Linked DNA regions of Homo sapiens: region 1 is linked to region 2. A link is a loop called in an ENCODE intact Hi-C map of the cell type or tissue named here. Cell type or tissue: PC-9. All regions are shown on one strand. Links, peaks and the distances in the headings refer to the core of each region. The heading gives the core; the rest is flanking DNA. Region 1 has its middle 14 kb from the start of HSP90AA1. Region 2 holds the start of LOC107984658 (a long non-coding RNA gene).

Region 1 (14,973 bases), core at 240-8,239, 330 kb after region 2:
AGCCTGGTGACAGAGCAAGACTCCGTCTCAAAAAAAAAAAAAAAAAAATTCTGTCATTTCTTGGAGACACAGTTTCCGAGAAAGATGGCATCAGTTAAAGCACGGGTCTGGAGCCAGATTGTGAATTCTGGTCCTGCCACTCGCTGGCTGTGTGACTGTGAGCAAGCTTCTCAGCCTCTCTGTGCTTTGGTCTAAATCTCTCTACAATAGGTGTGACCATAGAAGGGATGTGAAAGGGCCAGGCGAGGTAGCTGATGCCTTTACTCCCAGCATTTTGGGAGGCCGAGGCGAGTGGATCACCTGAGGTCAGGAGTTAGAGACCAGCCTGGCCAACGTGGTGAAACCCCAGCTCTACTAAAAATACAAAGAATTAGCCAGGCATGGTGGCATGCACCTGTAATCCCAGCTACTCAGGAGGCTGAGGCAGGAGAATCACTTGAACCTGAGGGGAGGAGGTTGCAGTGAGCCAAGATTGTGCCACGGCACTCCAGCCTGAGTCTTTTTTCTTTTTTCAAAAAAGAAAAAAGAAGGAAGGTGGGAGGACCCGGGAGCGGGTGCTGGCCATTGATGTTTCAGAGTCGACCCTAAAGTGGATTTCCACGGAGCAACCCAGTTTTTCCATTGAGTAACTATAAAATCGGGATGCTTCAGTACCAAAACTTCACCAAGCAAGTTTCAACCCATCCTTCAAAGGCCGGCTTGGGGTTGGTCACTTCTTGAATTCACCACATGCTGCCGCCGGGAAGCCGGCAAACTCGTTCCCCTCCCCTCCCACTGTTGGCAGCACTGAGTGCGGCTGAAAAAAAATGTCTGGCCACATTGATAAGCCAGAAATGGAGCCTTACTGTTCATTATTTGTCTGTTCACCATTCTGTTCATATCTGTTTACCAAAAGCCCATGTCCAGGCCCTGGGTCAAAGTGGGAGCAAAATTGGGTCCTGACCATTGTGGTCGAGGCAGGCATAAAGCCCCCACCACCTAAATATGTGGACTTAGAAACTCTTGAAGAGTGCTAGGATGGTGAGGGGCACCCCATGCACTGAGGAGGGCAGGTGCTGGCTGTGGGGAGGGAGTGTGGGGAAGGGCATGCAGGAGAGGGAGGGAACAGAGTTTGCAAGAGCCCTGAGGGTCTGCGGTGAAATATAGAAGGAATACTAGGAGTTAGCCAGGGAACAGTGAGAAGGCAAGAATTAAAAAGAAAATGGAGGCTGGAAAATTCCTTCAGTGCAGTGGGTAGGGGGACACGGAGCCCCTCTTGGGGCAGGGGTTGGCCACTGGAGCTGAAGTCAGAGGTAGGCAGGGGCCAAGGGACTGGAAACGTGGCCTGGAGATCATAGGAGGCATTGTGGCATCTTCCCAGGAGCTGCAGTCTGACCCGCATCCACTCTGACCGTGGTGTGTAGGAAGCACGCTTCCAATGAGACCTGAGGAGAGCCTGTCCCTGAAGAGTTGGTGGGTGTAGCAGGGGCAAACTTGGGAGAGGTCAGGGGAGCGAGTTAACAGGGTGAAGCACAGGAGCCCCAGAGGCTCCCGGGTGGGTGAGGCTGTGTTCACCAGGGGAACATAGGGCTCAGGCAGATGATGGCAGGTGACCCTTGCCAATGGTTCAGTGTCACCTTTGTTGGACCACAGTGTCTGCTGCGCATCCACGTGGATGGGCCTCCAATGAACAGGATGCTGGGAACATGAGCAGGAATGTGGTAGAAGGGATGTATTGAGAAGGAAGGCAATGGGACAGGCATGGATGGGCACAAAGACGGTTCCCAGGATGGCAGTCTCAGTAGGGCCAGAAAGCCTGGGATCTCAGAGGAAGAGAGGCCTGGGGGACAGGAGGCTGTGCCTGTGAGAGGGTCCAGTCCTGGGGGTGCTTGGGTGTGGGAGCACCTGTGGGAGAGGGGTGGCGGGACTCTTTCTTCCCTATCACCCCTCACCTGCAGGCCTCCCTAGCCTCCCTCCTGCGGAAGCCTCAGTCTGCATCCCCTGGCATCTGCTCTGAGTCAGGCAGGGGACAGATGTGCGTGAGCCCCTCTGAGTAAAGCACAAAGAACTGACAGAGCAGAGGCAGCTCCCTCAGGAACTTCTGTTCTAGTCGGGGAGGGACAGGCCAGAAACATACAAACAAGTGGGATGCCTTTGGGCATGCTCCTGTCTCCTAGCAGAACCAGGGGTCCTGGACACGAATTTGAACTCCTTCCCCAAAGTACTGCCATTTTCCCTTGAACTCACCTTCAAATCTTCTGAGTCATCTTTGACTCATCTCTTGCCTTCAGCCCCCACATTCTGACAGCTGACAAGTCTGGTGGATTTTTCCTTTAAAACGTTCTTTCTCTCTGTGCTTAGGGTCCTGCCCTGATCCAGGCCCTCAGGGCCCCACACCATTTCCACTTCCAGCTGGGTCTTGCTGGGTTTATCTATTCTACATTCCCGTTTTCATCTGCCCACTTCCCAGTGCAGAAAACCCCTGGGCTCCCAGGACACTGAGCCTGTAGTCCCTCTCTTGGTATTCAAATCCCAGGGCCTGGCTGACCCCACCTCTGCCTGCAACACACACCTTCCTTGGGAGGCCCCCTCCTGTGCCCATCTCCATGCCTGATCTTGGTGCTCTCAGACCTGGAATGCTGGGCACCCACATGTCACCAAGGCACCTCCAGCCCTGCCCACAACCCACCTGAGTTCCCCAAGGCAGCCTAATGGGGCACCATGGTCAGACCTGACCAGGGGACCTGGTAATTTAAGAACATGGCAGAGAAATAGATACGGAGAAAAGGGAGGTAGGGGTGGGGTGTGCACCAAGAATATGTGGCTGCATTGTTTTCTGGTTTTGTTCCAGCCTCACCTCCTCCGAGCTCACAGCAGCTCCATTCTCTCGCCCCTCCCTCCAGCCTCCAGGGGCAGCAGATCCTGCTAAGTGCACTCAGGGCCCCTCAGATTCAACATTACAGCATTCCTTTTCATTCACTCTGATTACTGCAGCAGCCCAAGGGTCTACGGTCTGCCCCCGATCATCTCTTCATGCTGGGTTGTTCTCCAAATGCACCTGGAACCTCTTGCGATGCCCTTCTCCAGGCAAATACGTGTCTGCCAAGCTTGGCTTGGAAATCACCTGCTCTGGCCAAATTCACTCTGGATGCCTCCTCCACAGCTCTTAGTCCCTGGTGTGAATTGAAATTAGACTCTGTCTTTCTCGTCTCAAGACGCAGCACATGGCACACAGCCATCTATGTGTGCTGAATGGATAACTGAATTGCTTTCCAGCGGGACCAAATGGGAACCCTTCGCCCAAAGGCCGTGATAAACCTTTGGCGCCACCCACTGGCCAGCTAATTGGTTGTATATGGGGCCTCCAGTTGGAAATGTCTTTGAAGTTTAGGAATTTCATTTTTTCGTTATTCCCTGTGTATGGGAGAATCAGGAAAGTGAGAATTATGTGACCTCCAGTATAGATCACCATCATTAATGTTTCACCCTGAAAAGTTCATGGCAAAGCTTCTAGCCTTTCATGGAGTGGGAATGAAACTGTGTAAGAGAAGAAAGCAATTTTTTTTTTTCTTGAGACACAGTCTCGCTCTGTCGCCCAGGCTGGAGTGCAGTGGAGTGATCTCAGCTCACTGCAACCTCCACCTCCTGGGTTCAAGTGATTCTCTGCCTCAGCCTCCCGAATAGCTGGGATTATAGGCGCCCACTACCACACCTTGCTAATTTTGTATTTTTAGTAGAGACGGGGTTTCTCCATGTTGGCCAGGCTGGTCTCAAACTCCTGACCTCAGATAAACCGCCCCCCTTGGCCTCCCAAAGTGCTGGGATTACAGGTATGAGCCACCGCGCCCAGCAAAAGCAATTTTTTTTAAAGAAGAAAGAATGGAGGGTTAAAAAAAAAAAAAAGGAAAATTTGAAGCAAGCTGAGTCTTAAGGTAGAGAGAGCCAGGGATTGTGGATTGTGGACAGCCCTCCCTGCTCCTCCCCAAAACCTCCCAGGATCTCCCTTACGACTATAGGGTGGTGGGTACAAAGTGGGGGTGGGTGCAGGCTGGCTCTCCCCTCCACTGCTGCTCCTGTTCTGGTCTTGGCCAATGCAAGAGCAGAGGCCTTTGAGTCCCCCCAAGGGCAACCTCTGGTTCAGCCAGTGGAAGAACAGGCCTAGCTGGTCCGTCCAGTGCCCAGAGGGCTTGTTTATCCTCAGATACCCCTCGAGGTGGGGTGGGTTAAAACTGAAACTAGAGGAGGAATGAGCAGATGTGATGTTCCTGCCTGGTAGGGGAGCTGATAGTTCCTTTGTCTACACTAGCCAGGGATCACCTGGCTGTCAGGAATTGCCTATGTGGCCAATTGACCAGGTAGTGGGTACCCTGATCAGGCCACCTTGTCACGAATGGGTTGTGAGTTTCAGTGCAGACTTCCTTATAGACTCTTGGGCTGGGCCTACCGGTCCTCTATAACCTGGTCCTGTCAGCTTCTGCCCTCATCTCCAAACCCTGCAATAAAAGGCCCTCCCACCCCAGCACCCGGCTAGTTCACACCTCTGCTCTCATGCTGTTCCTCTTCCCTGGAAAATGGCCACTCCTTTAGGAGACAGGTCAACATTATCCCTTCCGGATGCCTTCCCTCCCTGCCACCTCCAGGGAGAGGGAGTGTTGGCTTCTTTATTCCTCCTTGACTGACCTGGGGGCAAGTCTCTTCTCTTTAAGCCTCGGGTTTGTTTTTCTTTTTCTTTTTTTTTGTTTTTTTGAGACAGAGTCTCGCTCTGTCTCCCAAGCTGGAGTGCAGTGGCCTGATCTCGGCTCACTACAACCTCCGCCTCCCGGGTTCAAGCGATTCTCCTGCCTCAGCCTCCCGAGTAGCTGGGACTATAGGCGTCTGCCACCACGCCCGGCTAATTTTTGTATTTTTAGTAGAAATGGGGTTTCACCATATTGGCCAGGTTGGTCTCCAACTCCTGACCTTGTGATCTGCCCGCCTCAGCCTCTCAAAGTGCTGGGATTACAGGCTTAAGCCACTGCACCTGGCCTTTTTTTTTTTTTTTTTTTTTTTGTGACAAAGTCTATCTCTGTTGCCAGGCTGGAGTGCAGTGGTGTGATCTCAGCTCACCACAACCTCCGACTCCCTGGTTCAAGTGATTCTCCTGCCTCCGCCTCCTGAGTAGCTGGGATTACAGTCATGTGCCACCACACCCCGCTAATTTTTATATTTTTAGTAGAGACAGGGTTTCACCATGTTAGCCAGGATGGTCTCGATCTCCTGACTTCATGATCTGCCTGCCTTGGTCCCCCAAAGTGCTCTGTCGCCCAGGCTGGAGTGCAATGGCACGATCTTGGCTCACTGTAACCTCCGCCTCCGGGGTTCAAGTGATACAGTCCTTGAGCCGCTGCACCTGGCCAAGCTTCAGTTTTGTTGTCTGTAAAATGAGGAGTAGGGATGGGACAGTTGGACCAGGTGCCATTTCTATCTTAATGTAGTTCTAAACTCTTTCACTAGAGGACAGAAAAGCTAGGGTAGAAGTGGATTATTAAGTAGAGCTGAGCAAGAATGAGCTGAAACCTCCACACATTGCAAACACCCTGTACCTTCTCCAAAGTTAGAGCAAGCAAGCATTATGCAAATGTTTTATAAACTGATGTGTCCCAGTCCCAATTAATAAGTTGTGGCAAATCATAATGCTAAGTTCATACTTCGAGTGGCTAAGGGATATATAATAGCCAACTAAAAAAATTTCTAAGCTACTTCATAATGTATTATTCCAAGCAGCACTCCAAAGCATACAGCATGCTGCTTATAAATTGAAAACCTTTTCAACAATTTTGTATTTCACTTAAAAATGCAGGAGAGGCTGGGCACGGTGGCTCAAGCCTGTAATCCCAGCACTTTGGGAGGCCGAGGCATGCAGATCACCTGAGGTCAAGAGTTCGAGAGCAGCCTGACCAACATGGAGAAACCCCATCTCTACTAAAAACACAAAATTAGCCAGGTGCGGTGGCGCATGCCTGTAATCCCAGCTACTTGGGAGGCTGAGGCAGGAGAATCACTTGGATCTGGGAGGCAGAGGTTGTGGTGAGCCGAGAGCGCACCATTCACTCCAGCCTGGGCAACAAGAGCGGAACTCCGTCTCAAAAAGAAAAAAAATGCAGGAGAGAGAACTCCCTAACATTGCATTTCAGTCAACATTCAATCTTGTTCCCCACATTAAAACAGCTAGCTAATTAAATGTGACACGTGTGTTTAGGGCTGGTGAAGAACACTCTGCTTTACGAAGGCCAGTGGCTGATGTTCTTACTAAGTGAGAAGGTGGACGCTTCATGCTTGCTTCTGTTTCCCAAGTGTCAGCCCGTTAGTGCTACTGCCCAGCGGCGGGTTTCCTGATGTCCCTCCGTTCTCACAGGGACCCTGGGTTTCCTGTCATTAGTGGTATCTCTTCTAAATTCTGTTTTAAAATTCCAAAAATAAAATTATAATGTAGGCTGGGCATGGTGATTCACGTCTGTAATTCCAGCACTTTGGGAGGCCAAGTTGGGTGGAGAGCTTGAGTCCGGGAGTTCAAGACCAGCCTGGGTGATATAGGGAACTCTCATCTTTACAAAAAATACAAAAATTAGCCAGGCAGTGGTGGCATGCGCCTGTGGTCTCAGCTAACTGGGAGGCTGAGCAGGGAGGATAGCTTGACCCAGGGAGGCAGAGGCTGCAGTAAGCTGAGATTGTGCCACGGCACTCCAGCCTGGGTAGCAGAGCAAAACTCTGTCTCGAAAAAAAAAGAACTATAAATATTCAAAACAATTATTATGTAAAAATTTTCTCTTTAAAACCGAACAGCTGGTAAATCTCCCAGTGGTTTTTGAGGAAGGATAGCAGTGTTAGGAGCGTCAGGCTCACAGTGAATTCTCTCAGGGCTTGGTTCTGTCAGCTATTATTGGGCCACTGCAATGCAGCCTGGGCGACAGAGTGAGACCCTGTCTCAAAAAAACAAAATTTCCAGTCTGGTTTTTTTTTTTTTTTTTTTGAGATGGAGTTTCACTCCTGTTGCCCAGGCTGGAGTGCAATGGCACGATCTCAGCTCCCCACAACCTCCGCCTCCCGGGTTCAAGCGGTTCTCCTGCCTCAGCATCCCGAGTAGTTGGGATTACAGGCATGCACCATCATGCCCGCCTAATTTTGTATTTTTAGTAGAGACAGGGTTTCTCCATGTTGGTCAGGCTGGTCTCAAACTCCCAACCTCAGGTGATCTGCCCGCCTGGGCCTCCCAAACTGCTGGGATTACAGGCGTGAGCCACCATGCCCAGCTCTGATTTTAATTTGCATTTCTTTGATTAGTAATCCTATATTTTCATTATTTACTGGCCATGAGTTTAAATCCCTGCTCTGCTATCACTCTATGTGACTTTGGAGAGACTACTTGACTTCCATGTACTTCAATTTCCTCATCTGTGAAGTTCCTCTCTAAAGAAACTGACCAGCTTCAAAGACGTATAAACTCTGACATGGCGGGACGGGCTCTAATGAAATTCCTGTATCCTTACCCACAAATCACAAAGCTTCTAGTCAGTATTTTAGTACCTCCCATTCTTGTTCAATAAATTACCACGTGCTGGACACAGCCGGCTGGGGGCTGTGGCTCCAGAGATGCTTGAGGGAAGGTCAGTCACCAACTGTCCATCTCCTCCCAGCATTCAAAATTTGGTTCACTTCTCTCCCCTGCTGCTTTCTCCTCTCTCATTCTTTTGTCCTGTGGCTGCATGAGATACACACATATATAATGTTCACTGCCATATTAGCAGGGCTCCAGAAGGAACACAGATGAATGCAAATGTTCCACCCACTGTGTCTAACCAGAGGCCAGAGTGACGTTCTAAGGCACTGAGTGTGACTGTTCCTCCAATGCTCAGCCCCTTCCGTGGTTCACTGTGACTTTTGGGTCAAGCCCAAACTCCTCAGCATAGCCTGCCCAGGCCCCTCCAACACTCCCCCATCATCTCTTGCCACCACCACCCTCCTAGGGTTCAGTCACTCCAAACCCCACTGCCCGCTTCTTCACGCCCCTCCTGCCCACATTCCTCCCCACTTTTGCTTATGCTGTCCTCCGTGAGTGGGTGCTCAAGGCGCAGCTCACAAGCCACCTCTTCTGGGAGCCCAAGGGATTGGATTGTCTTTCTCTTTTCTCCCACAGCACTTTGTCATATATGCGCTATAGCCCTGTATTATGATGATTGTCACATGCACTCCAGGCAGGGACCTGGGACTCTCTTGGACATTGCCTGGGCCTGTAGTGGACCCTCAGTAGATGTCAATGCAGTGGATGGGTAGGCAGGGAATAAACAATAAAGAGAGTGACATTGTTTTAGCTTTCTGTGACTCCAACCACCGGTTGGTTGGATGGATGGTTAACATTAGCTAGAAATGTTTAGGATAGTAATTTTAAACCTTAGTCCACTTACCAGTAGCCTAAGCAATATAAATGGCTGCAGATCCTTGTAGAGGTGTTGCCCTGCACCTTGGCTCTGTCTGAAGGCCAGTGACGCGGTGACAGGGAATGCAGAGACGTGGAAGGGCTGTTTCCAGAGACAGAGTAGAGTGGTGGATCCAGACACCATCAGATGCCAGAGAAACACTTGGGCCTTTTCTTGGTACCAGTTAACAGGTGCCCTGCTGGGAACATAAACACAATCTTCTGGACTTCCAAACCAAACATAACAGAGATAGGGCGGCAGAGGATGAACTTGGACAGCCCCAAGCAGGCATGCCCTGGCTTCCTTAGACTTCCTCTGTGACTGTCAAATGGATTAAAATATGTGATATGTTCTCTTCCTGCAGGAAGTTCAACTTGGGAAATGGACCAGGGTCCCAGTAAGGAGCTGGGCTTCTCTGTGGATGCTGTATGGCCTGATCCCCCACTCCAGCAGTGCTTCTCTGGGTGGCCAGGTGCTCTTGGACTGGGCTAGAGGGCCTGCAGCAAAAACTAGAACTTAGTTGTTATTATTCCAGGCTCCATTCAGACTTATCCTAATGACTCAACCAACTGCAGGAGAGCTGCACTGAAGGGTCTGGAATTCTGGTTGGGTTTCAAAGTTAGTGGCTAAGGGGAAAATTGAATCCAGGGGAAGTGTCCCCCTTGAAAGCCCCTTAGGAAAGTAAGCTAAATGCATCAATGACACGAGTTCCCTGTTCCACACTCTGTATGAAGAAGAGGCTCTGCCACGCATACGACTTGTGAGAGTTTCTCATCAAATGGGAATAGTAATGTCTACTTCCTATGATTATTCTAGAGACTAACTTTAGATAAAATATGGGGAAATATAGTACATAATAAGCACTCAAGGCCGGGAGTGGTGGCTCACGCCTGTAATCCCAACACTTTGGAGGCCAAGGGGAGTGCATTGCTTAAGCCTAGGAGTTTGAGCCTAGCCTGGGCAACATAGTAAGACCCCCCAAAAAAGAAACAAAATAAAAAGAAGTGGGGGGCCAGGTGCAGTGACTCACACATGTAATCCCAGCACTTTGGGAGGCCGAGGTGGGCAGATGACCTGAGGTCAGGAGTTTGAGACTAGCCTGGCCAACATGGTAAAACTCCATCTCTACTGAAAATACAAAAAAATTAGCCAGGCATGGTGGCACATGCCTGTAATCCCACCTACTCAGGAGGCTGAGGCACAAGGATCACTTGAACCCAGGAGACAGAGGTTGCAGTGGGCCAAGATGGTGCCAATATACTCCAGCCTGGGCAGCAGAGCGAGACTCAGTCTCAAAAAAAAAAAAAAAAAAAAAAAAGCAGAAGTGGGAGTTGATTTTTTTTTTTTTTTTTTTCAGATAGGGTCTCGGTTCTAGTGCAGTGGCATGATCATGATTCACTGCAGCCTCAACCTGCTGGGCTTAAGCGAGTCTCCTACCTCCTACCTCTGCTTCTCGAGTAGCTGGGACTACAGCCGCACACTACCATGTCTGGCTAATTTTAAGAAAAATGTTTTGTAGAGGTCAGGTGCATTGGTTCATGCCATAATCCCAGCATTTTGGAAGGCTGAAGCAGATGGACTGCTTGAGTCCAGGAGTTTGAGATGAGCCTGGGCAACATGGTAAAACCCTATCTCGGCTGGGTGTGGTGGCTCATGCCTGTAATCCCAGTACGTTGGGAGGCCGAGGGGGGTGGATCACCTGAGGTCAGGAGTTCGAGACCAGTCTGGCCAACATGGTGAAACCCTGTCTCTACTAAAATACAAAAAATTAGCCGGGTATGGCAGTAGATGCCTGTAATCCCAGATACTTGGGAGGCAGAGGCAGAAGAATTGCTTGAACCTAGGAGGCAAAGGTTGCAGTGAGCCAAGATCGCACCATTGCACTCTAGCCTGGGCAACAAAAGCAAAACTCCGTCTCAAAACAAAAAAAAAAAAACAAAAACCCATCTCTACAAAAAAATATAAAAATTAGCCAGGTGTGGCGGTGTGCACCTGTGGTCTCAGCTAGTTGGGAGGCTGAGGGAGGAGAATTACTTGAACATGGGAGGTGGAGGTTGCAGTGAGCTGAGTTCGGATTACAGGAGGCGGAGGTTGCAGTGAGTTGAGACTGCACCACTGCACCCTGTCCTGGGTGACAGATTGAAATTCTGTCTCAAAAAAAAAAAAAAAGAAATTGTTAATGTGGGTTTGATACTTGGATGAATCTCATCAGCAGCCTTGTTCCAAACAACCTCTTAGGAGCCAATGATACTGATCATGAATGGAGTTGGTTTTTAAAAAAATTATAGATGTATAACAGTTCACATATTTTTGGGGTACATGTGATATATTTTTTTTGAGATGGAGTCTCATTCAGTCTGTTGCCCAGGCTGGAGTGCAACGGCAAGATCTTGGCTCACTGCAACCTCTGCCTCCTGGATGCAAGCGATTCTCCTGCCTCAGCCTCCCGAGTAGCTGGGATTACAGTCATGCGCCACCACGCCCGGCTAATTTTTTTTGTATTTTTAGTAGAGACAGGGTTTCACCATGTTGGCCAGGCTGGTCTCAAACTCCTGACCTCAAGTGATCCGCCTACCTTAGCCTCCCAAAGTGCTGGGACTACAGGTGTGAGCCACTGCGCCCGGCCTACACGTGATATTTTGATGCATGTATGTAATGTGCAATGACCAAATCAGGGTAATTGGGATATCCATCTCCTTATTTTTCTTTGTGCTGAGAACACTACAGTTCCTGTCTTGTAACTATTTTGAGACATATAAATTATTAACTGATTTCTCTACTGTACTCTTGAATACCAGAACTTATTCCTTCTAACTGTATTTTTATACCCATTAACCAACTTCGACTCATCTTTCCCTCTCCTTTCCCTTTCCAGCCTCTGATAACCATCATTCTACTCTCTACCTCTTTTTTAGCTCTCACATATGAGTGAGAACATGTTGTATTTGTCTTCCTGTACCTGGCTTATTTCACTTAACATAATGACCTCCCATCTATCCATGTTGCCGCAAATGACAAGATTTCATTCTTGGCTTGGCGCAGTGGCTCACACCTGTAATCCCAGCACTTTGGGAGGCCAAGGTGGGCAGATCACGAGGTCAGGAAATCGAGACCATACTGCCTAACATGGTGAAACCTCATCTCTACTAAAAAAAAAAAAAAAAAAAAAAATTCAGCCGTGTGTGATGGCACGCCCCTGTAGTCCCAGCTACTCAGGAGGCTGAGGCAGGAGAATCGCTTGAACCCGGGAGGTGGAGATTGCAGTGAGTGAGAACGTGCCACTGCACTCCAGCCTGGGCGACAGAGTGAGAGTCTGTCTCAAAAAAAAAAAACAAAAAAAAAACCAAACTTCATTCAACAAACACTGATCTAGTTTACAATGTCCAGGCGCTTTGCTAGGGCTGGGGATTCAAAGAACACCCAGTTCCTCGTCCTGGGAGCTCACTGTTGGAAAGACAGATGCAAGAACATGTACTTGTATACCCTGATGTAAAATAGCCTCAGGGAGTTATGGGGGCACAGTGAGGACGAGAAAAGGCTTCCCAAAGGCAAATGGCGCCTGAACTGAGTAGTAAGGAACAACCTGGGTCAGAGTGGAAGAAGGCATGCCAGATGGAGGGGACCGTGTGTGCAAAGGCACAAAGGTGAGAATCAGCATGGTAGGTGCTAGCGGTGGCTAGAGCACAGCTGGTAGGCATGGAGCTATGCAGGAAGAGGGCTTGCAAGGGAGACAGGGCCTGCATCTGCAAGGTGTGGGCTTGCCTGCCAGTGGGGAGTGTGTTCTCTGTCCACAGGGAAGGTCATTCATTCTGAGATTTGTGTTTTAGGTAGATCTTCATGGCTGTGTTTGGATTTGAGGGTCACAAGTCTGGACACATGGAGACAATTAGAAAGCTTTTGAGACTGGGCATGGTGGCTAATGCCTGTAATCCCAGCACTTTGGGAGGGTGAGATAGGTAGATCACCTGAGGTCAGGAGTTCCAGACCAGCCTGGCCAACATGGTGAAACCCTGTCTCTACTAAAAATACAAAAATCAGCCGGGTGTGGTGGTATGCACATGCGCCTGTAATCCCAGCTGCTCGGGAGGCTGAGGCAGGAGAATTGCTTGAACCCATGAGGCTGAGGTTGCAGTGAGCCAAGATGGTGCCACTGCACTCTAGCCTGGGCGACAGAGTGAGACTCCATCTCAAAAAAAAAAAGCTGTTGAAACGGTTCAGGCAAAGGAGGAGAGAGTTCCGTGAAAGTAGGTGCCTGCAGTGTGGTTCATTTACGTTTACATTGTGTATTGGTAGAGCCTGGCTTTTCCAGTTCTTTGTTCAGAAACAGCTTTCTCAATCAATGGTTCTTGACCACTAAAAGCATCTGTCCACAAAACTATTCATTTACTCCTGGAAGTTTTTCACTATTTTCATAACAATGGATATCAAAATCCATTTTTTGATCAAAGTATTTTGTTAGCTTTTGACTTTCAGTGAGCAGGGAAGAGCCATCATTTAATCAAGAACCTTTTGTTCTGTCAGCTAATATCAAGTAGGGAGCTTCTTTAAAAAGAAATCCTGATTATGCAATCATGAATAATCATGATGAAGATGAAAAGAGGGAAGTAGTAATGGAAACCAGTGTGCCCGCCTGAGCTCCCTGTTGAGCTAATTTTTTTTTTTTTTTTTTTTTTTTTGAGACAGAGTCTCTCTCTGTCGCCCGGGCTGGAGTGCAGTGGCACAACTCAGCTCACTGCAACCTCCGCCTCCCAGGTTCAAGCGATTCTCCTCCCTCAGCCTCCCGAGTAGCTGAGATTACAGGCGCCTGCCACTACGCCCAGCTGAGTTTTGTATTTTTAGTAAAGATGGGGTTTCCCCATGTTGGCAAGGCTGGTCTTGAACTCCTGACCTCAGGTGATCTACCCACCTCGGCCTCCCAAAGTGCAAGGATTACAAGTGTGAGCCGCTGCGCCCACCCTGTTGAGCTAATGTTTTGAGAGGATGGGCAAAATATAGATGAAGGGAAGTATAATCAGAGATGGATCCTGAAGAATGACACAATCCTGAAAAATACTGTCAGGAGGACTGTGCTGTAATTTGCCAGAAATTCTAAGGAAAATAAAAAAGGTCTTTAAAGTTATTCTTAGGGCAAGAAGAACTAAGAAAGCATAGATCTACTGCTTAGGGGATGATATACAGTGATACTGAGAGAAGGCACAAATACTCAAACTTTATAGACAGAAGAACTGTTGTCAATGACAATAATTTCAACTAAGCCTATGGCCAGTTCCTCCTCATATCCTGAGCCCTTTAAGGAGGCGAGGGTGGGGAGTCTGGAAGCAGTAGTGCCCCAACCCTGGCCTGCCGCACATCCTAGAGATTCCTCTCACCACTTCCCTGTTAGAATCCCTGTTTCCTACATCTCATGCTTGCTTCTTTCTTGGTTTAGCCCGTTTTTTTTGGTTTGTTTGTTTTTTTGAGACGTAGTGTTGCTCTATTGCCAGGCTGGAGTGCAGTGGCATGATCTCGGCTCACTGCAACCTCTGCCTCCCGGGTTCAAGCAATTATCCTGCCTCAGCCTCCCAAGTAGCTGGGACTACAGGTGCACGCCACCATGCCTAGCTAATTTTTGAATTTTTAATAGCAATGGGGTTTCACCACGTTGGCCAGGATGGTCTCGATCTCTTGACCTCATGATCCACCTGCCTTGGCCTCCCAAAGTGCTGGGATTATAGGCATGAGCCACCACTCCTAGCCTAGCCCCTGGTTTTGCAGAAGCACATTTTCCACAAGCACAGAGGATATGTAGGGGATATGGCAAGTACTAGCAAGGATGCTGGTGGGTGTGACAGCTGGTGTGGCTGTTCTGGAGAGCCACCTAGCAGTTTCAGTCAAATGAAGAATGTGTGAACGCTCTGTCCCACCAATCCTGTTCCTGAGCACAGACCCAAGGGAAGTTCTGACAAGGATCCATAGGAGGGCACGTATGAAGATGCTCACTGTAATACTGTTTGTGTCTTTGTGTGTATAAAGGCTTCTGGTTTCTGTAATTGTATACCCTATCATTTCACTGAATTCTCTCTTAAATTTTTTTTTTTTTAGAATTGGGGCCTTGAAGCCCAGGTGCAATGGCTCACACCTGTAATACCAGCACTTTGGGACGCCAAAACACGAGCATTGCTTGAGACCATTTTGAGACCAACCTGGGCAACATGGCGAGGCCATGTCTCTACAAAAATTTTAGAAAATTAGCTAAGTGTGGTGGCATGTACCTGTGGACCCAGCTACTTGGGAGGCTGAGGTGGGAGGACTGCTTGAAACTGGGAGGTTGAGGCTGCAGTGAGCCATAATCATGACATTGCACTACAGCGTAAGCAACAGAGCGAGACCTTGTCTCCAAAAAAAAAAAAAAAAAAAAAAAATTGGGCCTCGTTCTGTTGCCCAGGCTGGACTTGGACTCCTGGACTCAAGCAATCCTCATACCTCAAGCTAGGACTACAGCCTTGTGCCATGGTGCCTAGCTTTGAATTCTTTTTTTAAAAATTGTTTTATTAATAGCAGT
Region 2 (14,973 bases), core at 3,144-11,143:
TGTTGCTTTTAGCTTTAGGGTCATCTCCCCACCGCCACTTCCATTGCAAGCTGCCAGGCAACTCAGTGGTTAGTTCTTTTTCTTCCATCACCTTGTTTTCCTTCAAACCACCTCTGCTACTGACGTCCTGGGCTAGCTCCCTATTTCTGTTGACGGTCCCTTGGCCTCTTTCTCCAATAATGTTGGTATTTGAAAAAATTTACCTAGTTTTGGTATTTTATTATTGTTCACATTGTGTGTGTGTGTGTGTGTGTGTGTGGGCGCGCGCACTTGCGCGTCGGCCACTTGTAAATTTCTTTGCTTCTTGGCTTTGGCCTCATTGAGGAACAGCTGGAATGCCAAGTGAGCATTGCATCTACTTGACCAAGGTTGATGCTGTTCCTTCACACCGTGAAGTGCCTTCAGAGGATTTGCAGAGTCACCACTTTCCTTTGCCTTTTCTTCCTTGTGACTAATTGTTGAACTAGAGCACCTAGGGCCAAGGGTCCAGGAGCTGCGTGGACCCAGGCAGAGCCAGTAGGTCCTTTTGAATCCATGGGTAGCACATAATTGGGTTAATAGAGTGTCAGTTATCCAGAACTGGATCATTGAAGCCCCAGTCTTATCACAAATGACGTTTATTTGCCAGTGTCAGACTTCTTCCTGTAAGCCAAATTAGAATGAGTTCAGTTCTGTCTGGGAAACACAGTTAACTGGCGATGATCTGCAGTGGACTTTTTTTTAGCCCTGCATTCTCTCTTTTCTATCATTTGGTGTATTCTGAACCTCCCTCCTCTTCAGCAGGTGGTTTATTCCAGCAAATCTGTTGCCCTCCCCAAAGCAAAAAGCAGAAATCCAAAAGATTCCTTAAATGTCAATAGTTAGGATCATTTGTGCCAGTCTGTCCCTCCCTGTCTTTATAGCAGACAACTGAGGTTTACTGTGCCATGCTGGGATTTGACTTGTTTCTTTCTTCCCTGTCACCCTTTTGACTAAATTCATTTCGATGAAGATGAAATGTAGGTGCTTTATGAAGGTATATGCTATATGCCTTTTTTTTTTTTTTTTTTGGTCTTTTGATCTTTCATTAAAACTGCTAAGATTTCTTCTCCCCAGAGCTTTCTTGCTAATGTGCCTATATCCTCTTACTTTAGCTATATTCCTTATACAAAGGAGCATCAGTGTGTATATATCATTTATTTCTATTTTTAGTGGGAAGATCCTGGCTGTAAGGATGAATAATGTTAAGTTTAAACCTGAAAAATCTCAGTAGTTCAAAGATACCAAAATCACTACTATGTGAAATGTGTGTTTTGAAAGCAGTTTGCCAGCCGTGTGAGACCTGCGGTGTGGCCTGCAGTGCCTGAGTATGATGCCCCACTTGTCTTTTTGTATTTTTTCTAGTGCTACTGTCTAAGAGCTGGAGCTACAGAGCTTGAAATTACCACTGAAAACACTGAAATGTTGGGCCCTTCACTGCTTCCTCATAAGGATACCAGAGGCAACCTGGCATATTAAGCTTGACACTTGGCAGATCACTGTGTAAATTGTTTTTCAGGAATACAAGTTGGGACACTTCTGTTCATTTGACCTTTGAGTTGACCCTTAAATTTTATTATTGTTTTTTTTCCCCTCAGTCTTCAGCTCACTGCTTCACTTCTAGTTCCACCCACTTACCAAATATGATTGACTCATGCAGGTGAATTAAACCATTATTGCACACTTTTTCCCTCTCCTCTCTCTCAGTATTACTCTTAACTTGAATATTTTAACCTGAACAATTTAAATAGGCTTGACATTCCCATGCTGCTTTCAAGCCTTTTTTTTTTTTTTTTTGAGACAGAGTTTCACTCTTGTTCCCTGGCTGGAGTGCAATGGCACAGTCTCGGCTCACTGCAACCTCCACCTCCCGGGTTCAAGTGATCCTCTTGCCTCAGCCTCCCAAGTAGCTGGGATTACAGGCTCCTGCCACCATGCCCAGCTAATTTTTTTTTTTTTTTTTTTTTTTTGTATTTTTAGTAGAGACGGAGTTTTACCTTGTTGGCCAGGCTAGTCTCGAACTCGTGACCTCAGGTGATCCGTCTGCCTCAGCATCCCAAAGTGCTGGGATTACAGGCGTTAGCCACCATGCAGCCCCTTTCAAGCCTTTTAACATCATGTCACCTTCACAATGAGCAGTTGCTCCCATTACCCAGTGAACTCACCTTCTGATGGGACAGTTACCCTAGTTGGGGCTTCTCAGCCTTGAGAGATGTGCAGAGCAGGGACCTGTCCAGGGCAGAGCAGCCAGACAGCGTGGAAATAATCCAAACAGAGAAAGCATTCAAGAACTTGGCCTCTGGTTGACTTAACACACTACTTCAAGTATATGGCAGGTCTGTATAATAAACTCCTGCCTGTCTAGTCTTCAGCCTCATAGAAAGCAAGAAAGCAGGTGGCGTATGTTGCAGAACAATTCTTGGGTAGAACAAGGGGACATTTGATGGTTTGGGTTTTTCAGTAAGAAAGATGAAGTCCTGGAGTATAGGGTAGAGTGGTACAGTGGAAAATATTTCAGCTTGGGGGTTAGAAAATAAACATGCCGATTCTTGCTTTGCCATAAATGATGTCACCTAACTTGTGTGACCCTGTTTTCTCATCCCTAAAATGATTTGATAAGTTTAAGATTAGGCTATTTTTAAATGTATGGAAGAAATTGGGTGTTACCCTTCTTGAAAGACATTTTCCCTGCAAGTATGGCAGGCTGTATCTTTCAGTGTAACAAAGTTCTATTAAAGGTCATAACTGCTGCCCTGTAACTTTTGCCTTATTCTAGAAACTTCTACTCCTTGAATGACATGTGTTGGTACATGTTTCTTCTCTTTCAGATAGAATGGTTAATTTTGACTTGTTGCTTCTGCACACGTGTCCTGGAAATAAAAGTTTCTTCCCACTACTTATTGCTGATTTATTTCATAGGAAGTCTTAAGGAAAGAGGCAAAAAACGGGCTCATGGGTCACTTGAAGTTGGAAAATTCTGTGGAGATTGACAAAGGAGACTCACTTTTGAGCATCTGTTCTCAGTGTAACCTTCAAATCTGTGGAAACATAACTAGGCACATTTTATGATTATTTAGAATGTTAATAAATTGCTCTGAGTTTCCTCAAGTCCATTTTGTAAGATCAGACCATAGGTGGGTGTTGTTTCTTTTAAGTGTGTGTACTGTGTCCAATGTTACATTTTTAGAAGTGTTCATGCTTTTTGTAAAGTGATTCGTTTTAAGCACATTAAAGGTCGTTTGAGTATTGTCATGTATTTTACACCTGCTTCAGCTTAGTTTTGTTTGAAAGTCTCTACAGCAACTCTTACATAATATCTGTTGCTGAAGAGAAAGAACAATCCTCTCTCCAACTCGTTAGCTAGCTTTGCCACCTTCTACCTTTAGTAAATTTTTTCCTGTTATAATCTGTCCCTTTACATTCCAGTGCCACCACTCCCTGATGGTCTAGACCTAGGGAGACTGACAGTCGCCTCAGGTCGCATAGGTGCTAGGCGGAAGGGTAATTTTTTTAGAAATTAAAATTGAAATTTTAAAAATATTTAATAATACACCCATTAAATGTTAACAACATTGTTATGAAAAATATCTTTGCAAGAAATACTCCTTTTCACAGTCTCTGTAGCAAGAGTTTTTACCTGAGTAAGGAGGAGGACAAGGACAGTCATTTTGTTCGGCACAACTCCTCCAAGGAGAGCCCCTGACACCCCTGTAGGCTCACTTCTGAGCTTGGGGCTTTCGCTAGAACCTCCCTATGCCTTAGCTTCCATCAGTCTCTTCCCACCTTTTTTTCCATACAACCCTAAGCTGAACTTGAGTGAAAGAGAAGACCAAGAGAAGTAATACTTTAAAAATCTTTTTGAAATTCATATGTAATGATTATGGAGTAAATGGAATCATTTGCTTTTAATTGCCACGTCTTGGCTCCCTCTTCCCAGCGCCTCCCCATGGTCTTTCCTTAGAGCCCAGGGGCATCAGAAAGAGGTTCTGCGGGGAGGATCCATCCCTGGCAGCCGCAGCCTCAGCTCCCGAGCTTTGGGGTTGTTAGGAGGCAGATGTCCTGAGCTTGCTGCCCTTGAGGCTTGAGGGAGTGGTGGGTTCTTCCTTAGGCAGCTCCCTTCTCTAGCCCCCATTCCTGTCCTACATCACAAGCTGCAAGGTCGGTAGACCCCAGGTACCTCCTTTGTGACCTCCACTGCTCTAGACCAAGGGTTCCCATCTGAACACTTGACTGTGGGGCAAGATATTTTGTTGTGGGGCTGCCCAGTGGTCCTCTACTTTGTAGGACATTCACCAGCATCCCTGGCCTTACCCCTGGATGCCAGTGGCCCACTGCCCCCACCAACTGTGACAACCAAAATGCATCCAGACATTGTCTGGACATTGTCTAATGTCTCCTGGAGGATCAAATCGCCCCCTGTTGAGCCACTGCACTATAAAGACACCTTTCCAAAATATGTACATTTGCTTACAAACCATGCCTGGCACATATTCATCTGAGCATTATATTTCCTTTAGAACAGCAGTGAGTGCTCACACAGAAGGGAGATCACTCCTTTATACTCTTCACAATTATCAAGCACCCCAAAGAGCTTTTATTTAGTGAGTTATATCTATCTACCGATATTTTTCCTTAGAAATTAAAGCTGAACGTTTTTAAATAGTTCATCTAATAATAACAGTAACACCCATTACATGTTGACATAAAAAACATTTATGTGGAAAGAATTTTTTTTTTTAATTTGCTGAGAAAAGTGGCATGGCTCTGTTTTTGCTAATCTGTTTAACGTCCGGCTCCATCGAAGGTAGCTGTCTGCCCCTGCACGCAAGCTGTTCTGATTTCGTATGTGTAGCCTGTGAAAAACTCCCCATAATGACGCTTTAAAGGGCAAATCACATCTTCATGTTATCATAAAAACCGTTTTGACCTTGTGGACCCCTGAAAGGGTCAAGGGACACACCCCAGACCACACTTTGAGAACCCCTCTTTTAGAATGCTCTACCCCCATTCTCTGCTGGCCATCTGAATCCTTTCATCTTTTTTTTTTTTTTTTTGAGACGGAGTCTTGCTCTGTCACCCAGGCTGGAGTGCAGTGGCGCAATCTCCGCTCACTGCCAGCTCCGCCTCCCGGATTCACACCATTCTCCTGCCTCAGCCTCCCGAGTAGCTGGGACTACAGGCGCCCGCCACCACGCCCGGCTCATTTTTTGTATTTTTAGTAGAGACAGGGTTTCACTGTGTTAGCCAGGATGGTCTCGGTCTCCTGACCTCATGATCCACCTGCCTCGGCCTCCCAAAGTGCTGGGATTACAGGCGTGAGCCACTGTGCCCAGCCCCTTTCATCTTTTTAGCTCCAACTCAAGCTCATCTATCCAGAAACTTCAGCGAAGCTGTTTCTCACCATCTTGGACTGTGTGTCTTCCATATTTTAAATGCTTATAGCAATTACTTACTAGACCAGCGGCTGGCTGTATGCAGTTCTGTGTCATGTACACTGTGTTAGATGACCTTCGTTCCCCTGTGACTTGCCTTCCTAGCTAGATGCAGTCCTTGAAGGCATCAGTTGAGCTCGAGTCTTCTTTGATCTTGCCATATATATTAGGGCCTAGAGTCAAGAAGTATTGAGTTGGTGGGTTTTAAAAGTACTGAAAAGGAGACCTTGAAGTCAGTTAGGTTGCTGATTTTTCTGATACTGTAAATTAGCAACAACAATAAAAAACTTGTTTATTAAGAGGCTTATTTATCACTTTTTTGATCCAATAAGGGAACTCTAATGTAGAATTTTTATTCAGTGTAATTCATTTTAAATAAATAACAGTATACTAAAGCAGAAGATTATGGTACTTAGGTTTTTTTCTAATGTCTTGGGAAAATTTTAAAAAGTAGAGTATTTTGGTTTTTTTCTTAGTTTTCTTTTACATATTCAGTGGAAAAAAGTGTAGTCTCATAAGATCTTGGTTAAAAGGTCAGTGGTAAAAAGTATAGCCTCATAAGATCTTATTTTAATTAAAGCACTTCAAAATAAGATTTCCATTTAAATACAGTTATGCATCACTTAATGAGGGGGTACGTTCTGAGAGCTGTGTTGTTAGGCAATGTTGTTGTTTTGTAAACATGATGGCATGTGCTTAACACAAACCTAGGTGGTAGTCTGCTACACACCTAGGGCATATGGAATAGCCTGTCACTCCAGGCTACACACCTGTACAGCATGTCATTTAACTGAACCCTGTAGGCACCTGTAACACAATGGCAAGAATTTGTATATCTAAACATAGAAAAGATACCATAAAAATATGGTGTTACAATCTAAGGCACCACCATCATTTGTGCAGTCTGTTGTTATCTGAAATGTCATTATGTGGCAGTGACTGTAAAGGTTTCTCTGTGATCTTTTATGCTTTGTGTTTCTTAATTTATTTTGGGAATGTTTCTCAGTAGAGCATAGCTACATATATATTTAATATGTTTTATAAGATAGGGTTTGTTTTGAGCATGTCTTGTTCTGTGCGAGCACTGTGTTGAGGATTGAGGAGATAAAGACCTGTTAGGAACTGAAGTAGTGGCTGTTTCCATCATTTTTGAAGTGTAGCACCTGTTGCTTCTGGACATCCAGTGTACTTGGGAGTAACTTGGCCCCCACTCAGTTAGATCTTATTGTCCTTGAGTGGATGGGACAAGATGGAACCCATTTCATGTAAAGAGCCACCTGGAGCTTTGGGTGAGAAAATCAGATGCTTTAAAGCGTCTAGGGAGACACGGGCTTACCATAAAATTATGGAGTTCCAGAAAGCACATTGGACCCTAGGGTGTGTATCATGGTTAAAGCCAATAGATAAGATCAGCATTCCTCTCCCTCTTCAGTAAAAGCTTCGCTACGGTATATGCAATTCTAGAAAGAGCTCATCAAGCAAATGATATGAAATCTAAAATTTTCCAGTTCAAGAAAGAAGCTCAAAGTTCCTACATTAAAGCAACAGCAGGGTGAATGGCAACTTATAGCCCTGCCATGTGATGGTGGAAAGGTTTCCACCTGCATCCTTAGCGGAGCTGAGTGAGTCAGTCTGCCACCAACATGAAATGCGGTGATGTTTTCCTAAATCACAGGGAAGATTCATCTGGAATATTTCAATTCGAAGATGGGTCTCCAGTGTTTCCTTAAACACTGGGTACCTGCCAAAGGGCAGGGCACAGCGGTGTCTGGTTTAGCACAGTGTCCTCTCTAATCACCTCACACGTTCCTATCAGTATGTTGTTTTAAGCAGAGACTCTCCAGTGCTCCTGCAGTGAAGGAAGTGCTGCTTCCCAAATCCAAACAGCGTTGTCATCTTCATGTTCTCCACCTGGGGGAGTGAGAGAACAAGCCTAGAAATTAAGCTCTCCAGAAGGGGAAAAAAATGCTTTATTAAGGGCATTTGGCTTTTTCTTCATCTCGTGTGTGTGTGTGTGTGTGTGTGTGTGTGTGTGTGTGTGTGTATTTTTTTGAGACAGAGTCTCACCCTGTCGCCCAGGCTGGAGTGCAGTGGTGCGATCTTGGCTCACCACAACCTCCGCCTCCTGGGTTCAAGCTATTCTCCTGCCTCAGCCTCCCAAGTAGCTGGGATTACAGGTGTGTGCCACCACACTATCTTGTATATATTTCCTTAATATAAGATTGAGCAGCTGGGCACGGTGGCTCATGCCTGTAATCCCAGCACTTTGGGAGGCCCAGGCGGGTGGATCATGAGGTCAGGAGTCAAGACCAGCCTGGCCAAGATGGTGAAACCCTATCTCTACTAAAACTACAAAAATTAGCTGGGCTTGGTGGCAGGCATCTGTAATCCCAGCTACTCGGGAGGCTGAGGCATAAGAATTGCTTGAAAACCTGGGCGGCAGAGGTTGCAGTGAGCTGAGATCACACCACTGCACTCCAGCCTGGGTGACAGAGTGAGACTCCATCTCAACAACAACACAAAAATGGCCCCCAAGAGATTAATTTCAGATACCCTGCAGCCTGCAGGTGTTAGCTCTGACCAAGGGCTGGCATGGCCCGGTGGTAATATCAAATTACTAAGGGGCTCTGAAGGGGTTAGACCTGCCCTGGCCAAGATGTTTGTTGTTTGCTGCATATGGCTATTTTAAATTTAAATTTAAATTAATGAAAATTAAAATTATGTAAATAATTCAGTCCCTCAGTTGCACGGGCCACATTTCAAGTGCTCAGTAGCCACATGTGGCCAGCAGCTACTCTGTTGACCAGCAGATGTGGAACATTTGCAGCTTCACAGAAAGTTCTGCTGGACAGAGCTACTTCAGACCCTACCAGTATTTTCCAAAATAATTCTTATGGGAGTGTATTTAATTTAATTGAACTTATTTTGTTACCTATCAATCTTCTTAATATGAAATATCAAATTTAAGGTTAAATTTAAAGGAAGAGAAGACTTATATTGGCAAAAGAGAAGGAAGTAGATAAAATTAAGGAAAGAGGAGGGCAAGAAGAAGAGGGAATGCATGGTGAGACGAGAGGGAGGCCCTGTCTACTGCTTGGTCTGTGGTTGGCCTACACCTGATACCCACACGAGAAAGACTCCATTGCCCATAGGAGCGGGACTTGGACAGACCCAAGAGCAGTCACGACCTTTTGTCCTCCTAGTCTTTCTTTATAGACATTTTCTCTTATTTATTTATTTATTTTGGGTTCAAAACACAAAATTTATTTTGGGTTAAAAAATAAAGTAATGCGGCTGGGTGCAGTGGCTCACGCCTGTAATCCTGGCACTTTGGGAGGCCGAGTCGGGTGGATCACCTAAGATCAGGAGTTCGAGACCAGCCTGGCCAAAATGGTGAAACCGCATCTCTATTAAAAATTTTTTTTAAAAGCCGAGTGTGGTGGCATGCACCTGCAGTCCCAGCTATTCAGGAGGCTGAGGCAGGAGAATCCCTGAAACCCAGGAGGCAGAGGTTGCAGTGAGCCAAGATTGCGCCACTGCACTCCAGCCTGGGTGACAGAATGCAACTCCGCCTCAAAAAATAAATAAGTAAAAAATAAAGTAATACGGAAATCAAGGTTCTCCCTTCACCTTCCTCCCATTCTCAGACCTGCTTCACAGAGCACAGCCACTTTGTCCTGCTGATTATGAATGGGGCCACTGTCCAGAACACGGAAGCTGTGCAATGTGGCAGAGGCTGGGCTCTGGAGTCAGGTCCCCCTTCTGTCCCCTGGAGGGATCATACCCTCTCTCGGTATCATGTTCCTGTTTATCTTGGCCGATTTCTCTGACATTGCGGCTTCCCTCCAGGGGATTCCTTCATTCTCAGTCATCCAGCAGGTTCATTCTGAGACCTGGCATGTGCTGAGCACCATTGCGGGTGCAGAGTTCCTGCACTCGTGGAGTTTGCCTCCAGTGAGGGCACAGAAGTGGAGTGTGGAGCTGCAGGTGTTTTCTGCGGGGCACTAGTGACATTGGGCGTGAGAGCGTCTCACCTTTGCAGAGCAATGGCCCTGGGGATCTCAATACCATGATGACAACCAAAACCACTCACATAGCTCCACACACCACTGGTGGACAGGACCCTCTGGCAGCCCCTCTGCTGGAGATTGGGAGGCTGCTTCAGGTGGTCAAGGATGGTCTCACCAAGCAGATGACATGAAAAGTGAAATGTGAATGTCAAGAAGGAGGCCACAGTGCAAAGATCTAGGGCAAGATATTCATTCAGCCAGAGGCAGCAGCTAGTGCAAAGGCCCCATGGAGGAAGTGAGTTTGCCGTGTCCACTGCCAGGTGTTCAGTTGACTAAGGAAAAGTGAGGGTAGGCAGAGCAGGAGGGATGGAGGTAGGGAGCCGAGCACAGACAAGGTAGGGTAAGATCTTATAAACAGCCTGCCTAGACAGGGTTTTGGGATTTTGGCAGGGAGGGGGAGTTGTTTTGGGGTTTTGTTTTTAGAGACAGGGTCTCACTCTGTTGCCCAGGCTGGAGTGCAGTGGTGCAGTCCTAGCTCACTGCAGCCTTGAACTACTGGGCTCAAGCAATCCTCCCTCCTCAGCCTCCCAAGTGGCTGAGATACAGGTGCACACCACCATGCTCAGCTGATATTTGGATTTTTTTGTAGAGAAGGGGTCTCACTGTGTCAGCCAGGCTAGTCTGAAACTCCTGGCCTCAAGCGATCCTCCTACCTCGGCCTTCCGAAGTGCTGGGATTACAGACATGAACCACTGAGTCTGGTTGGGCTTTGAGTTTTTATTCTGAGGGTCATGGGAAGCCACTGGGGTGTTTTGAGTAGGGAAGTAAGAGGATCTTCCTAGCTGCTATGTGGGAACGAGGGGCAAGAGCTGAACAAGGAGACCAACTGGAAGACTTTGCTTCTCAGATGAAGGGTTTCTTTGTTCACACAGGCAAAGATGAGGCACTGGCACAGCTGGCTGTGGGTGGGCTTGTCATCTGACCACTTGCTTTAGAGGCCTTGGCTGGGAGCTGGCTCTTGTGACTTTTGGCCCCTAGAGACTAAACTGCAGAGAATTTGCTTTGAGGTGCCAGCTCCTACATTAGCAGCCTTAGTTTTTCCTAGACAGACTGGTTTCTTTGGAGAATCCCTTTTTCTTGTCATAACCACTCAGTTTACCAATGTTCTGCAGAGAAGGTGTGTGGGGATAAGGTGGCTATGGAGAGATCAGTATTCAGACCTAACATCAATCTCCTTTTCAGCTGCATATCTCACTCCTATTCTCTGCTATACCCAGTCTCTGAGTGCGTGGCCTCGGGGGGATTCTGTAGGGACAGAGCACCTGCTTTCTCCCTCCAGCCCCACGCTGCTTTGTGGTTGCCAGATGGAAGTTGCATCTGTTGAATATTGCTATGCTGAGATGCACCAGTGACTGCCTCCGCAAATCTTTTTATTACTGGAGGTCGTAACTTGCCTCTTCCTTCACTCTCACTTGTAAGGCAGGCTCAGGAGGTTTGCTGATTGTGAGTGCATCATCGACCTTGATCAGGGAAATCTGTCCTGTTTTCCTTTATTTCTTCCTCTCATCCAGAAATTGTTGTCCTGGCACGAGAATCAGTAAACCTTTTTCTGTAAAGGGCCAGATAGTAAATATTCAAGGCTTCAGGGGGCGCGTGGTCTCTACTGCAACTACTTAACTCTGCTGTTGCAGCAAGAGAGAAGCCACAGACAACAGGTGGATAAACAGACGTGAGTGTATGCCAGTAAAACTTGATTTACAAAAATAACCAGGAGGCCAGATGTGGTTCATGGGCTGTGGCTTCCCAGCCGCGGCCTACTGGAATCCAAATCGGGTTCAGCACTTGGAGAAGCTGCTAGTATTGGTCCCTGGGCCTGTATCTGAAACCAGTACTAGCCATGGTCTGTGGAAGAGGTATCTTTTTTGTTTGACTCTATTCACCATCTAAGAGATACTGAGAGATCAGTGATTCGGCCCTGCCCAACTGAACAATAAATATCTTATATCTAGTTGTGAATTTTGAGAATTGCAGTGTTTAAATGAAGGGAAAGAGCTGCTTGTTTCATTTGGTAAATCCCTTATATGATAAAACATCTAGGAGAGAGGCTTTGTCACAAATCCAGTTGCCCATTTTGCTGTTTCCATGAAATATTTCAAAGTAGAGAAACTAATAGACTTCCATGTATCTGCTGCACAGATTGCCTTTTACTCCCAATATACTGGGGTGCTGTTGCCTGGCTGCACGGAAGGTTGTGGGGTGTGAGGGCACTTGGACATTCGGGCTTGCTGTGTCTCTGTTAGAAACTAATGGGGCGTTGTCCCTGAGCGTGAGGGACACCTCTGGCATCTTGTTTCCTCTACCTGAGGAAGTGCAGCCATGCTTGTTGGGAAGACTTGGGAGAGGACCATGTACCACTGAGGCAGGTAACACCCTTTGCCTCTGTACCTCCCTGTGGGCCTGGCAGTGGGGCTGGGCCCAGGGCCAGCAGTCCACCTACCCTGGCTAGGAACCTGAACTCCTGCATAATTTCAAGGCCCTTCTGGGCAACACCTTGCCTTGCCATGTGGACTGGCCACCTCATCTTTCCTTGTCTCCAGACACCCCCACCACCTCCTTCCCCCAGCCAGAGACTCCAGAATCCCAGATCCTCACAGCAAGACACATCCTCCCCCAGGGACCCCGTGTCTGTTCAGTGGAGAGGCTCTGGGAAGGGGAGGGAACGACTTCCTCTTTATTCCCGTAGCTTCCATTTGAGTGGCCGACAAGTGTCTCAAATAGCATTTCAGATTGTGCCCCCCCCCCACTCCACCCCCGCCTTCCTCCTAGAAAATGCAGCTGGTGCTCGTGTGCAGCCACTGTTCAGACACGTGGAGGCCACAGTGCTCGCTTGGAACCCTCTGGGACCACCGACTTTCAGTGGCTTCTACTGAAGGGAAGGGCCGACTATTTTGATTTGGGTTTGACAGATAATACTGAGTTTGAAAAATAATTTCCCATCATTAAGCCAGACATCAAGAGGCCAAAGTAAATTCTAGGTCATCTCTCCCCTCACTGAGTGAGTTCCCTGTAACCAGCATTCCAGAAGAGGGCGAAAGGGGAAGAATCAAGTCCTTTTTTTTTAGATGTTGCCCAAACCAGATCGCTAAACAGTATCATACCTTTTTACTGCGATTTCTTATCATTTTAAGATAGATACCCAGTTTTTATTTTAGGAGTAAACACTTAAACTGAGGAAGCACACCTGTTGTTTCTCACTTCCTATTCAGCCAACACTAATGCCTTCTCTGTACTGAGAACAGCTGATCCTCCCAAAGCGTGTGTGTCTCCCTGTCTTCGTGGGGCCCTTGCTGTTCTCACCATAAGCCCAGAAGACTCAAGGATGCTCAGCGGGTCGTGCAGCCCTCTCCACCACCTATTCCAGAAAGTCCTCCTCACCCTAAAAGGAAGCCCCATTCCCACCAGCAGTCACTCCTCACTCCCCTTCCCCCAGCCTCTAGCAGCTACCAGTCTGCTCTCTGTAGATGTGCCGATTCTGAATAGTTCATAGAAATGGAATCATGCAATATTTGTCCTTCTGTGTCTGGCTTCCTTTACTTCGCAGAATGCTTTCAAGGTCCATCCATGTTGTAGCGTGCGTCATACCTCATTCCCTTTTTTTTTTTTTTTTTGAGATGGAGTCTTGCTCTGTCGCCCAGGCTGGAGTGCAATGGCGTGATCTCGGCTCACTGCAACCTCCACCTCCCGGGTTCAAGCAATTCTCCTGCCTCAGCCTCCCGAGTAGCTGGGACTACAGGTGCACACCACCATGCCCAGCTAATTTTTGTATTTTTAGTAGAGACAGGGTTTCACCATGTTGGCCAGGATGGTCTCGAGCTCCTGACCTCGTGATCCGCCCGCCTCGGCCTCCCAAACGCTCGTTCCTTTTTATAGCTAATATTCTATTGTTTGGATATAGCACATTTCATTTCATCAGTTGATGGATATTTGAGTTGTTTCTACCTTTTGGCTATTGTGAATAATGCGCTGTGAACATTGTGTACCGATTTTTGTTTGAACACTTGTTTTCAGTTCTTTTGGGTATATGCCTAGGAGTGAGATTGCTGGGTCATATGGATGGTCATTTTTGTTTGTGTGTTTAAGACAGAGTCTCGCTCTGTTGCCCAGGCTGGAGTATAGTGGCGCCATCTCAGCTCACTGCAACCTCTAACTCCTGGGTTCAAGCGATTCTCCTGCCTCAGCCTCCCAAGTAGCTGGGATTACAGGCAAGCACCACCATGCCCGGCTAATTTTTGTATTCTTAGTAGGGATGGGGTTTCACCATGTTGGCCAGGCTGGTCTCAAACTTCTGACCTCAGGTGATCCACCCATCTCGGCCTCCCAAGGTGCTGGGATTACAAGCTTGAGCCACCATACCTGGCTTTGGATGGTAATTTTATGTTTAACTTGCCGAAGAACCACCAAACTGTTTTCCATATCAGCTGCCCCATTTTACATTCTCACCAGCAATATACAAGGGTTCCAATTGTAGTTCCACGTCCTTTATGACCCTTGTTTTTTGTTGAGACAGGGTCTCATTCTGTCACCTAGACTGGAATGCGATGGTACAATGATGGCTCACTGCAGCCTTGAACTCCTGGGCTCAAGCTGTCCTCTCGCCTCAGCTTCCTGAGTAGCTGGGACTACAGGTGCATGCCACCATACCTGGCTATTTTTTTTTAATGTAGAAAAGGGGTCTCACTATATTGCCCAGACTGGTCTTGAACTTACGGGCTTAAGCAATCCTCCTGCCTCAGCCTCCCAAAGTGCTGGGGTTAGAGGCATGAGCCATGGTGCCTGGCCATGCTAACAAGTTATTTTTCAGTTTGAAAAAGAATAGGTATCCCAGCAGGTGTGAAGTAGTATGTCATTGTAATTTTCATTTACATTTACCTAACATCTAAAGGTGGTGAGCATCTTTTCATGTGCTTGTTTGGCCATTTGTATATCTTTTTTGGTGAAATGCCTGTTCAAGTCCTTTGCCCATTTTTTAATCGGGTTTTCTTTTTGTTATTGAGTTGTTAGAGTTCTTTTCATATTCTGGATACTAGACCCTTATATAATTTGCAAATATGTTCTCCCATTCTGTGGGTTTTTTCACTTTCTTGATAGTATCCTTTGCACAAAAATGTTTAATTTTTATGAAGTCTGGTTTATCTGTTTTCTTTTTAGTTGCTTGCACCCTTGGTGTCATAGCTAAGAAACCATTATCAAATCCAGGGTCATGAAGCTTTACCTTTGTATTCTTCTAAGAGTTGTGTGGTTTCAGCTCTTCTGTTTAGGTTTGTGATTCATGTTGAAATCGTTTTTTTCCTGTGGTGTGAGGGGGGATCCACCTTTATTCTTGTCCATATGGCTCTCCAGTTGTCCCAGCATCATTTGTTAAAGACGCTGTTCTTTCCCTGGTGAATGGGCTTGGCTCTCAATTTTATTCCATCAATCTGTATGTCTGTCCTTATGCCAGTATCATACTACCT

What was found. Peaks named below come from ENCODE experiments on the same cell type or tissue, not always from the same donor. Only the 100,000 strongest peaks of a DNase experiment are listed, where the experiment ranks them.
Region 1: a loop joins it to region 2, with 5 times the contacts of the local background. A loop is called at or near these places in 22 of 110 quality-filtered maps.

Annotation. Positions count from the first base shown.
Region 1 is chr14:102,093,455-102,108,427 of GRCh38, forward strand. It overlaps a transcript of HSP90AA1 not described here. Among named protein-coding and RNA genes, the nearest start is that of HSP90AA1, 14 kb to the left of the region's middle. RefSeq lists a silencer at 3,230-3,329. In PC-9, for the core only: CTCF peaks have their summits at 3,309 (motif pointing left), 3,510 and 5,470; DNase peaks (open chromatin) are centred at 3,277 and 4,157; H3K4me3 peaks cover 1,405 bases; H3K27ac peaks cover 2,362 bases.
Region 2 is chr14:101,763,771-101,778,743 of GRCh38, forward strand. All of the region lies in intron 2 of PPP2R5C (protein phosphatase 2 regulatory subunit B'gamma), which reads left to right. LOC107984658 (a long non-coding RNA gene) reads left to right here and starts at 309. Exons shown (of 2, transcript XR_001750901.1): 1 at 309-516; 2 at 1,384-3,279. In PC-9, for the core only: CTCF peaks have their summits at 7,367 and 7,567; DNase peaks (open chromatin) are centred at 7,361 and 9,191; H3K27ac peaks cover 1,132 bases.